2 separate regions of the Homo sapiens genome follow, and region 1 is linked to region 2. The links are chromatin contacts, found by Hi-C or POLR2A ChIA-PET in ENCODE. All regions are on one chromosome and are shown on one strand. Each heading gives the region's core, a stretch centred on a gene start or an enhancer-like site at or near the end of the contact. The rest is flanking DNA. Distances are from core to core; before and after follow the strand shown.

Evidence for each region. Hi-C counts contacts between places; a loop is a spot of excess contacts on that map. ChIA-PET counts read pairs that join two places held with the same protein, here RNA polymerase II (POLR2A). Pooled maps may share reads with other maps.
Region 1: a pooled map shows a loop between it and region 2 (2.3-fold over the local background). The contact joins two enhancer-like sites. A Hi-C loop is called at or near these places in 5 of 50 pooled maps. POLR2A ChIA-PET finds 5 or more read pairs at or near these places in 9 of 52 experiments (AG04449, AG04450, GM12878 and 5 more).

The regions. Positions count from the first base shown.
Region 1 is chr7:55,532,183-55,538,044 of GRCh38, reverse strand. The region is part of intron 1 of VOPP1 (VOPP1 WW domain binding protein); the gene reads left to right. Among named protein-coding and RNA genes, the nearest start is that of VOPP1, 37 kb to the left of the region's middle. RefSeq lists enhancers at 2,959-3,118, 3,139-3,748, 3,789-3,848, 4,189-4,258, 4,329-4,448 and 3 more. Within about 2 kb of position 3,629, at least 21 of the 41 ENCODE cell types and tissues checked have a DNase peak (open chromatin) inside an H3K27ac peak, as active enhancers do.
Region 2 is chr7:55,407,800-55,413,037 of GRCh38, reverse strand. It overlaps LANCL2 (LanC like glutathione S-transferase 2), which reads right to left. Exons shown (of 9, transcript NM_018697.4): 6 at 949-1,131. Among named protein-coding and RNA genes, the nearest start is that of LANCL2, 45 kb to the right of the region's middle. Within about 2 kb of position 3,352, at least 3 of the 41 ENCODE cell types and tissues checked have a DNase peak (open chromatin) inside an H3K27ac peak, as active enhancers do.

The DNA.
Region 1 (5,862 bases), core at 2,380-4,879, 120 kb before region 2:
GCCAGGCTGGAGGCAGTGTTTGGATCTGGGTGTGTGAGCTGAATGGGGGCTCCTGGGGCCTCCTTGCTGGCTGGTGGAGAGGAATGGCAGGTGGGCAGGAGACAGCCCAGATTCACGCTGGCCTCCATCTCTGCCTGGTGGGGCCACTTGGCACTTAGTAAGTGGTTTGGGGGAGAATGAACTTTTGTGGGCAGTTCCCCCTTTCATGGGTTTGAAGTAGTGGAAGTTGGAGGGGAAGTGGGGGCTGTGGGAAGTGCATGTTCCTTGGTGGCCTGGGCCTGGGGGCCGGACCTGCTTTTCACACTGTCACAAGCGCTGGCTTCTTGAATCCTTGTAGCGTCCTCCATGGTAGATGTTCTCACCACTCAACAGAGGAGGATACTGCAGGGTCTGCGGGCGCCAGAGCTTTATTTATGTGTGCTCCGTATTGGAGGGCTGCGTGTGACCCAGCAGTGACAGGACCGTGGGCGACTGGCTGGCGAGGAGGTGCGCTGCCTGCATCCTTGCGCCTAACAGAATGCGAAGGACGGGCTCACATGCTCAGGTGCTTGCTCGGCTGGTGGTTCAGTTTGCTGTGAAGCCTGGCCCAGAGTTTGGGCTTCAGTTCTGGGAAAGAAGAGCATGGTGGGCAGTTATGTGTTACCTCCAGAAGGCTGGAGCACGAAATCAGTGGTCTGACTTGTTGGCCTCTGCTTGCTCCAGAGCCAGCAGTGGGGGCAGAGTGCCAGCTGAGGTGTGTGAGAGACGTCAGTGAGATTCCTGCTTGGCTTCCCAGATGTTGCTGCACGCTGTGGGTGTTCGGGGTACAAAATATGTGTGTTCAGCTGAAGGAAGGGTATGCAGGCCTGGTTGGGACAGGGCAGGGTCAGTGCTGCCGGGACGGAGGGGCAGAGCCTTCCACGCAGGCACAGTCCAGGGTCAGGGAATTAGACAGGTCAGGCCGAGAGATCTTGGACTCACCATCTGCATTGCGTTTCTCGTCAGAAAATGTCTGGCCCCTCCCCAAAGCCCCTTCCTTAATCCTCTCAGCCTCTCAGACATGACTTGAAGTCTCAGGTTTTGTGGCCAGGGAGGCCCCACCTTCCCCTGGTGGTGCCTCAAGAGCTCTGCGTTTCATGCGGTCTGGCTGCCATTCTGTTCACTGTCTCTTGCATTTGTGGGCACTTACATTGAATGCCCTGTTGAGTGAGGCTGGGTGCCCACCTCAACCAGACTGGGTACGGTGCGCCCTTCCGTGTGGCAGATGCGCTGCCTGAGCCAGGATCAGCACGCCGCCCCTGTGGTCACGCTCCGTGCCTGGGCCAGTGCTCCTTGGTGTGAACACGAGTTGTTTTTATATCAGTGTCATTGTTCAGTCCTGCCACGTGCCATGTGCTCTGCCCTCATTCTCTCCCGTCTTCCTCTTGGAAAATGTTTTGAGAGACACAATGAAGTTCTCTTTGTCCCCATCAGCATATTGTGCTCCTAAGTTCTCTATCCTCATGGTGGTAAATCTTGCCTGAGTTTGTTTTTTTGTTTGAGACAGAGTGTCACTCTCACCCAGGCTGCAGAGCAGTGGTGCAATCTCGGCTCACTGCAACCTCTGCCTCCAGGGTTCAAGCAATTCCCCTGCCTCAACCTCCCGAGTAGCTGGGACTACAGGCGCCCGCCACCACACCGGGCTAATTTTTGTATTTTTAGTAGAGACGGGGTTTCACCATGTTGGCCAGGTTGGTCTTAGACTCCTGACCTCAGGTGATCTGCCTGCCTTGGCCTCCCGAAGTGCTGGGATTACAGGCGTGAGCCACCACGCCCGGCCTTGCTTGAGTTTTAATCAGCCTATGTATCCTGGCAGTCAGGGCCAGTCTCCATACTTCAGGGTGTATAGTCAAATCCAAGTACAACTTTTGAGCAGGCAGAGAAGGAAGTGGATATGTGAGCGTTTCCACCAAAGGTTTCCTGAACGCTTGGCCTGGGTCAGGCACTGGGGCCAACAGGGTGGCCGAGGCAGGGCCCTTACTCCTCAGGAGCTCCTGAAGACCCAACCCTGCAGGAGGAGCCAGGGCCCTGAGTGCATGATCCTTGCTTGGCACAGAGTGTGGGTCAGGTGTAGGAAAGAGTCGGTCGTCATCAAGGAAAGAACACTGTCTTTGGAGATAGTCTCAGACCTGCGGTAAGTTGATGTCTGCCTGCCCAGCCTCTGCACAGAGGGACAGTGCCCCAACTGCATCCTGGGATGGCAGACACAGTGCTGAGCATGTCTGCTGGTTGAGGGCAGCCCACTCCTTCCCATGGTCTCATTAGGACCAAATAAGTTCACGGAAGGGAAGATTCCTTGTAAGCTGAAGTGCTGAGAGTTAAATTTAATCAGAGCCCCAAGGGGGAAAACTAACAACTCACCTTCTGGAAGTCTCGAAAATTTTCATCCAAGTGACACTGAGGCTGAGGCTCCGTTGGTGGAAACTCTGAAGAAGTGTTTTCCAGATGGAAGTGAATAGACCTAGGGTTCTCTAGAGGTGCATGGATGGAAATGGCTGCGGGGCGGGGGACTGGGAGGAGCGGCAGAGACAGGAAGAGCCAATGGCATGTGGGGGCGGCCAGGCCAGAAGGACACTCCCTGGGGTCTGTACTTCACCCTCAGTGAGGCAGCAGGGTTTCCAGGGGGAGCCTGCCCCAGTGCCCTCTGAGCTCACTGAGCTTTGCCCTGATCAGTCAGCCCCACTCTTTTTGCTTGTTTGTGTAATGAAGCCCACTGAAGATAAAATTGCATTCAGAAGAAAGAAAATTATGACCTCAAGGGGAAGCAAAGAGAAACCCACAGTGAATGGGGAGCCCCTGGAGATTTTCTAGCAGGAGTTGGTGTGCTGTGTGCCCTCCTTTCCTATTCTCTATGACAGAGCCCTGCGTAGCCCCCTGAGCTTTGTCAAGGCTGCTGAGAGGTTTAGGGGCAGGTGCAGTGTCAGGAGTCCCCCAGCCAGGCCCTGGCACTAGAGGCCATGCGGCCAGACTTGGATGTGGCAGTGGTCTTGGGGCAGGTGCTGCAGGCTCTACCACTCTTCAACTGTGTCTTCCTGTTCTCCTCTTCTCCCATCAGCAAGCTCACCCCCTGGCTTTTGATGCCAGCCTCCTTTGTGGTGTGGCAGGAATGTCCTGGGAAGAGACAAGGCTTGACCACGTGGATGGAGTGGGAAGACAGGAGGCACTGGGGACAGCATGTGGCTGGGGTGAGCTAGTGGGCGGTGGTACTTTCCCCAAAGTCCAGAGCACTGGGTGGGAGCAGCGCTCAGCTGTAGGGATGTCTGGTGTGAGGTTCTTCTGGGCACCTGGCAGAGATCCCAGGTGGCAACTGGCAGAAGGTCCCCAGCTCAGAGTGGGCCCTGCATGGCGTTGTATGCTGGTGTTCTTTTGTGGGCAGGACACCTGCAAGAGGGCTACAGCTGGAGAAATGGGTGGGGAGGAGTGGCTGTTGACAGCTCCCTGGGCCCAGAGAGAATTGAGTCAGAATTGGGGAAATTGCAGAGCGAGCTCAAAAGCAGAAACCCAGTTGGGGGAAAGTACTGAGCCCAGGGCTCTAAATGACTAATGCAGAAATGATGTTAAGTTTACCTCCAGTCAGAGTGAAACTTTGGGCAGCCCCCGCTCCCTACACGCAGCTGCCCTTCAGGGGAAGTGAGAATTGGCCCAAGCCACAGGTGACCATGACAGGACCTTGCACTAGCTGAGACCCGAGGGTTTAGGAAATTATATGAGAAATGAAGCAAGAGATGATTATCTTTTGACAGCCAAGTCCCCAGATGGAATTTAGATATTTGAACTAGGCCTAAGGAATGTCTGTCTATTAAGTGTCTGTAGAAATTTCTGTCATCTGCTTGCACTTGCTGTTTTACTCTGCTACCATTCTTTTCTCTCTCCATCTCGTAAAAAAAAAAAAAAAGCTACATGAAATGATTTCCTTCACGGATTTTAACAAGCCAGGACACAGTGACAGCTATTAGAAATTATAGCTGACAGGGCTGGGAGACAGCTGTACAGTTTGCTGGTGACCTTGCACAAATGAGTTGTTTTGGGTGGAAAAGCTGTTGCTTATTTACAACACTGAGGCAGAGTTGTTGCTTTTGGATCTGAGTTTTGCCATCCTCCTTCCTGTGGGTGTTTTCACTCATCTACCTCCCTACCCACCCACCACACACTGGGTACGAGAAAAGGTAAGAAGAAAAGACTGGGAGGATCAGAGGATATGAAGGTCAGTCCCCAGACAACATCATCGAAGTTCACCCCATCACTATGTTGATGACTGAGGAGGGAAAGCCAGGTAGGGATTTAGGATTAACCTGAGTGCTGTTCTACATTCAGCCTCCCTTGCTAGTCTCCCTGATGGGGACTTTCCTTTGGTGGGTAGTATGAGGGGTTCTTTGAGTTAGCAGAGTCCCTTCCATCTGAAGAAGCTGAGGCTCAGGGGAGTTTCCAGGCAGTGAGACCCTAGGTCCGGAAGGTTCCCTGATGTGGTGTCCCACATAGCTGCTTCCTCTTTCGTGGTTAAAAGCAGATGGCAGACAGCACAGTCAACCACGGTCATCTCTGAGGCTGACTCAGAGCAGGCAGGTGTTTTTTTGTTTTTGTTTTTTTTTCTTGGCACAGGGAAATCTAAATGAGAGAAGAAATATTTATAAGTGATGGCTCTGGAAGCTGCTTGTGGGTGGACAGTGATGCCCTTCCTGAGTGGGGAAGGCAGGGGCATTTCTGCTGCTGTCCTTGGGCACTGCCTTTCAAGAGCACCACACTGCCCCTTGCATGCACCCACAGACAACACTGAGTGACCGGCCTCCATCCTCACTGGTCTGACCTGGAGGCAGCTGACTGAACCAGCTTTTAGGAGGCACTCATGTGAGTTTGTGTTAAACAGAAATGATTGAGTTGATTGGGTTCAGGAGAGAGACAGAACTGGCATCAAAATCACCTTCCTGGCACATATGTTCTCAGTCCTCCTGGTTTTAGCTTAGGCCTCCACACTGCCAGAGACTCCCTGAAGATTTTCTGATACACAGATGCTGCTTTGGGGCAGCACGTGGAACTGACTCTCTTTCTCCCCAAATTTGCTGTAACAGCTTAGTCCCTTAACATTTATAACCAATCAATTCATGACAAGAAATAGAAAGTCTTCTAAGCACAAGAAATTGCTTTTTGACTCCAGGTTAAATATTACCAGATTTAATGAAAATGCATATTACTAGAATTGAGGGGGTGTGAAATTTGGTAGTAGTGAAAAGGAATGAGAGGAGTACACGTGGCAGTGCTTCCCAGTACCTTCCTGGGAAGAGAATGCTGACAGGGTGTGCCAGAAGCCATGAAAACTTCCATGGAAAGGGGAGGAGCCTCCCTCAGATTGCTTTGAGCTGTATTTTTCCACACCAGGGTATCATTTCCAAGCTGGTGGTTGTAACTAGTGTAGTTTCTAAACTTCTGTTTTTTGTTTGTTTGTTTTTCTGGTTCATTTTGGATCACAGGTTCCATATTCTCACTCTCCATAGAGACACAAAAGTACGTTGTAGAGAATGTTAACTGCATCTTTAGGTTGAGCTTTACTTGACCATGATTCTCAAGAATAAACCGACACAGCACACAATGTAACGACTTAGCAGGAGGCTCTTAGAATAGTGGGCATGCGCCAGGTGGTTCGCATACACTGTTTCATGTAAACCTCAAGGCAAGACAGAAATACCTCTCTCCAGTCTGTAGACAAAGAACCAAAGCTTAGAGACCTTCGGTGACCTGACCATGGTTGGGTCACTGTTCAGGCACAGAAGCAGGCATGCGGCAGGTGCTGTGTGTGTTTATTCTAGTAAGTCACATTGTCTTTAAATGTGGGTGGCACCATCATTTATT
Region 2 (5,238 bases), core at 2,103-4,602:
GTAGGAGGACTAAAAATTTCTGAGAAATTAGCCTAAATCATGAGAGATAATTCCCCACAATTTTCCTAAGTAATTTATTACGGTAGCTGTAAAGAAAAAATAAAATTGACTCAGGTATCAGTTCTTATTATTTCCAGGTAGAAATATGAGTTCCACTCCATTAATTCCACCTATCTATCCTAAACAAAGAGAACTTGCCAAAATACTGTGTTGAACAGAGCAATCATTGTGTTACAGCTATATACTCTGATGTATGAGCAACAATCTCCAACATCAATTATTACAAACACAGATGTGTTAAATACAAAATAAAATTATAAAAGAAGCATCACTTCAACTTAAATGATAAATCTTAAATGATAAATCTTAGTCCAGGACAGAAATCAATAGCGCTCTTAATATTATGCCCAAATATATTTAAAGCCTACGAGAATTAATCAGTGAAGGTTTAGCCAATTTTCCTATAGTACCCCAGACGTATACAAATTTGAGTACCACTATGTCTTGAGAATAACATAACAATTTTAAACTCAAAAGTTCTTGGACAATCATAATCCAGCAATAAAGGCTTATTCAAGCAAGAAAATAAAATTATGTGAAAATGAACAAAAAAGCACTTTGGTTATAATCCTGTCCACTACCTTACTGGATATCCATACTCATTAGAATGAAAATCATCTCACCACTGCTCTGTCATCTAGGTTTTCTTTTACACATGAATATAAACCCTGTTAACACACACAATCACACACATACACACACACAGACTTGCAGCACTAATGACAGTGGTGATGAGTGGTAAAATACAGAGACTTTATTTTGTAAAAACAATCATTCTAAAAGGTTTTTAGTGTACAGTCAAATGGCCTTACCAAAGCAAGACCCAAAACCTGACAGGGAAACCTGGCTCCCCACACAGGGGACGGCCGTGACGGCGGAAGCACTGACCTTGTACGCCTGCATGAGCATGTGGATGACCCCCGGGGCGCCGTGGCACCAGTGCACCAGCCGGTCTGTTTCATTGCTTAATGATGATGGGTAATTCCCAGATCGGAATTTTTTGTGGCGCACATAATCAATACTGGGTTTCACCATTTCTGTCAAGGTTTCTTGGTCCACTTTTGCTGCCGGCTTTAAACAAACAAAAATGAAACACAAATTATTTTCTCTGAAGTTATTTCTTTTACATTGTATCATGGCTAACAAAACATCAATTACCTGGAAAACAAAAAAAGCACATAAAATTAGAATTCATTCAACTATCTGGTTATTTAAGACTTAGGCAAAACTTGTTTCAACTGTTTGAAATCTTAGTGTTATAGTGTATTTTGTCTCTTCTTTGGTGGATTAGGACTACACTCCTAAGAGAGTAGTAAAGGAAATGATTAAATGGCAAGTGAACCTAGGAGTAGATAGGTTTTGTTTTGTTGCTTTGCTTTGTTAAAATACCAATACTTGATTTCCTTCCATGGGGCTCACACCTCCTAAAAAGCCAGGTACCCCTCTTCTCCCAAATCTATATACTGGCTTTGTTACTTGGCCAAATTATTTAACCTCAGTTTCTTTATCTCTAAAATAGAATAATCATAGCACTCAACTCCTAAGGTGTTTGTAAGAAAAAAATGCATGCCTCACCCCTTCATCCAACAATTTGTGGCAATACTGCCTTTTACGAACTGAAAGCACTCATTAAATGTTACCTACTAGAATTTATTACTGAGTTTGTGTGTTAAAGTTTTACTACAGGGACTAAGACTAAAAACATAGTTGGAAAATATTTGCTAATTTTGAGGCACTGTTTTTTTAAAAGGACTTAAATAAAAACATTCAAAGAGTCTCAAGTTACTGTACAGCTTCCCATGAAAAAACCTGGTGAGAAGAGTCAGATGGCAAAGCTGGGCTAAGTGAGCATCTTAGGGTGGCATGCCAGCCCACACGCCATCTTAGGGTGACATGTTAATGCCACACAATGTCTTTGGGGTGACATGTTAATGCCACAAAATGACTTTAGGGTGACATGTTAATGCCACACAATGCCTTCAGAGTGACATGTTAACATCACACAACATCTCAGGGTGACATGTCACCACATGACATCCTTAGAATGACAGTGCCACAGAACATCTTAGGGTGACATGTTAACACCTCACATCTTTAGGGTGACACATTAGCACATGACATCCTTAGAGTGACATGTTAATGCCACACAATGTCTTTAGGGTGACACATTCACAACACACGACATCTTTAGAGTGACAGGTTAGCACCACACAAACGTCTTAGGGTGACATATTAGCACCACAGAACGTCTCAGGGTGACATGTTAACACCACACAATGTCTTTAAAGTGACATGTTAGCACCACATAAATCCGCATATTGCTAAAGTCTGAGATAGAGAACCCGCCTCTGGCCACTGATTTTTCACTTGGCTTTAATTGCACATGTCAGGGGTGACGTAAAGTACTCTCAAAACTGAAATAAAATATTGCATTGCTTTAAATTCTCATCATTCCATAAGCACCAAAGTTTACAACATGACATCTCCTACAGAATGAAATAAAAACCTCATTTCTTCAACAAAAAGTTAATTTTATTAAAAATGAAGGAAAGCTAATTTAAGGAATATCAATACTTCTAAATTTCATTGAAATAAAACTATACTTAGTAGAAAATCTTTAGGTGTTTTTCCTGATACACACTTAGAGAATATATTAGCTTTTTAAAAACTATAGGTCATTAAGTTTATTTCCAAAAGGCTACATGGTACTTTTAAAATTACTTTCTTACAGGTAATCAATACAGAACCACTTTAAAATGTCAAAAAATGTTGAGGAGCTTATCTCAAAGACCAACAGACCATGTCGTTCCTAGGACACAACTGAGTTCCTTTTTGTTGTGGTGGTTGTTAGCTGCTTATTCATATTACCACAGTATTTCTAAACAATCCATGCATGGCTGTGCCCTGAGTTACTGATTCTAGGTTTCCCCTTGTGGCAGATGAGGGACACTTTCCTTCCTCTGATCTTCCCAAGAGAATTTCACTCTGGTCACCATTTTTAGTTTCACTCTGGTCACCATCCATAATCCTGTGTTCTTTACAGACTATACTATGCAAATATTGTTTGCTCCTGAAACAGGAAATACACTGAATTACAGATATTCTTTTACACCTTTTAGTTTTTCCTGGAGTAACTTTCTCACATTTTATTTGCTTAGTTTTCTTTAAACCAGTACCTAAGCTTTTTCATACCCACCAACAGCTCTGTAAAAAGTCTCTCGATAAGATTTTCCACATGGTCAAATCTACTATGACTTTGCTTTCCCTGGAGGCGACTCTCCATAATTGGCTGCTTTCCAGGTCTTCTGTGACACTGCTGTCCTGGGACTTGCACCTGTCAACTTCCTGGGGATTCTGCTCCCCTGTCTTGTATGGGAGCCCCTCTTCCCTGGATCTGATCCTCCTTCTTAGAGTACTCCCTTGTTGTGGTAGACACCACACTCCAGTAGCTTCCTGAGATGAAGTACAGGGAAATTAAATTTGGGGGACAGGATGTTTTAAACAGTCTTTGCTCTACTCCACATTTAATTGGTAACTTTCTGGGCAGAATGCAACGTTAGAAATCATTTTTACTCAAAACTTGGAAGTTGGCCGGGCACGGTGGCTCACGCCTGTAATCCCAGCACTTTGGGAGGCCGAGGCGGGTGGATCATGAGGTCAGATCGAGACCGTCCTGGCTAATACGGTGAAACCCCATCTCCACTAAAAAATACAAAAAAAAAATTAGCCGGGCATGGTGGCAGGTGCCTGTAGTCCCAGCTACTCAGGAGTTGAGGCAGGAGAATGGCATGAACCCGGGAGGCAGAGCTTGCAGTGAGCCGAGTTCGCGCCAGTGCACTCCAGCCTGGGCAACAGAGCAAGACTCCGTCTCAAAAAAAAAAAAAACTTGGAAATCATTTCCATTTATCTTTTAGCTTCAATGAAACTGTTGCAAAGTCCAATGTCATTTTTGGACTTTGTACATAACCTGTTTTTTTCTTTTCTTTTTTTTTTTTTTTGAGACAGAGTTTCACTGTCGCCCAGGCTGGAGTGCAGTGGCACGATCTCGGCTCACTGCAACCTCCACCTCCTGGGTTCAAGCAATTCTCCTGCCTCAGCCTCCCGAGTAGCTGGGACTACAGGCGCATGCCACTACACCCAGCTATTTCCCGTCTAATGTTTTAAGCATTGTCTCTTTATCCCTTTATCTTAAGCTTTCACAATAACGGGCATGATGTGGATTTGTCTGTCTGCACTCATTGTGTAGGAAACTGGTAGGTCTTTCCAATATGCAACTATGTCCCTCATTTCTTTTTTTTTCTTTTTTTTTGAGACAGGGTCTCATACTGTTACCCAGGCTGGAGTGCAGTGGCGTGATCTCGACTCACTGCAATCTCTCCCTCCCGGGTTCGAGCGATTCTCCTGCCTCAGCCTCCCAAGCAGCTGGGATTGCAGGTGCCCGCTATGAGGCCCAGGTAATTTTTTGTATTTTTTTAGTAGAGACGGGGTTTCACTGTGTTGGCCAGGCTGGTCTCAAACTCCTGACCTCAGTGATCCGCCCACCTCGGCCTCCCAAAGTGCTGGGATTACAGGCATGAGCCACTGCGCCCAGCCTATGTCCCTCATTTCTAGAGCATATTTTTGTGTTATTTTCCTCCCTCCTATTGTGTGTTCTCCCTCACTAGGTCTCCCACTAGTCACATGCTGAACCTCCTGGATTAATCCTCTTTCTTACGTTTTCCTCTCCCATTGTCTATTTCTGCCTGCTTTCTAAGATATGTGACTTTGCTTCCCATTTTCATGAACTTATTAAAAATTCAGCTATTATATATTTTATTTTCAAGAGCTCTCTTTTTCCCTCAAATGTTTGTTTCTTGGATGCAACAGCTTCTCTTATTTCCCTGAGGATATTAATTATGAATTATTATTTATTCGAAGCTTTCTTCCACTTCCTGCTTTCTCTTTGTTTTTATTTCTACTTGTTCAGGTCTCCATCTTTCAAGCTGGGGCTTTTCTGCCATGTCCGCTCATCGGCTACTGGTCTGTGCTCACGCATAAGGCACAGCTCCTCGCTGTCCTCAGTGCACCGGAGGGGCTGCGGAACGGTGGGAATCACTGTGGAGTGGCTGGATGGGGGATTGCCAGGGGTCTCCAAAGAAGTAGACCAACGGGATGTGTAAAAGTAGAGAAAGAGATTCA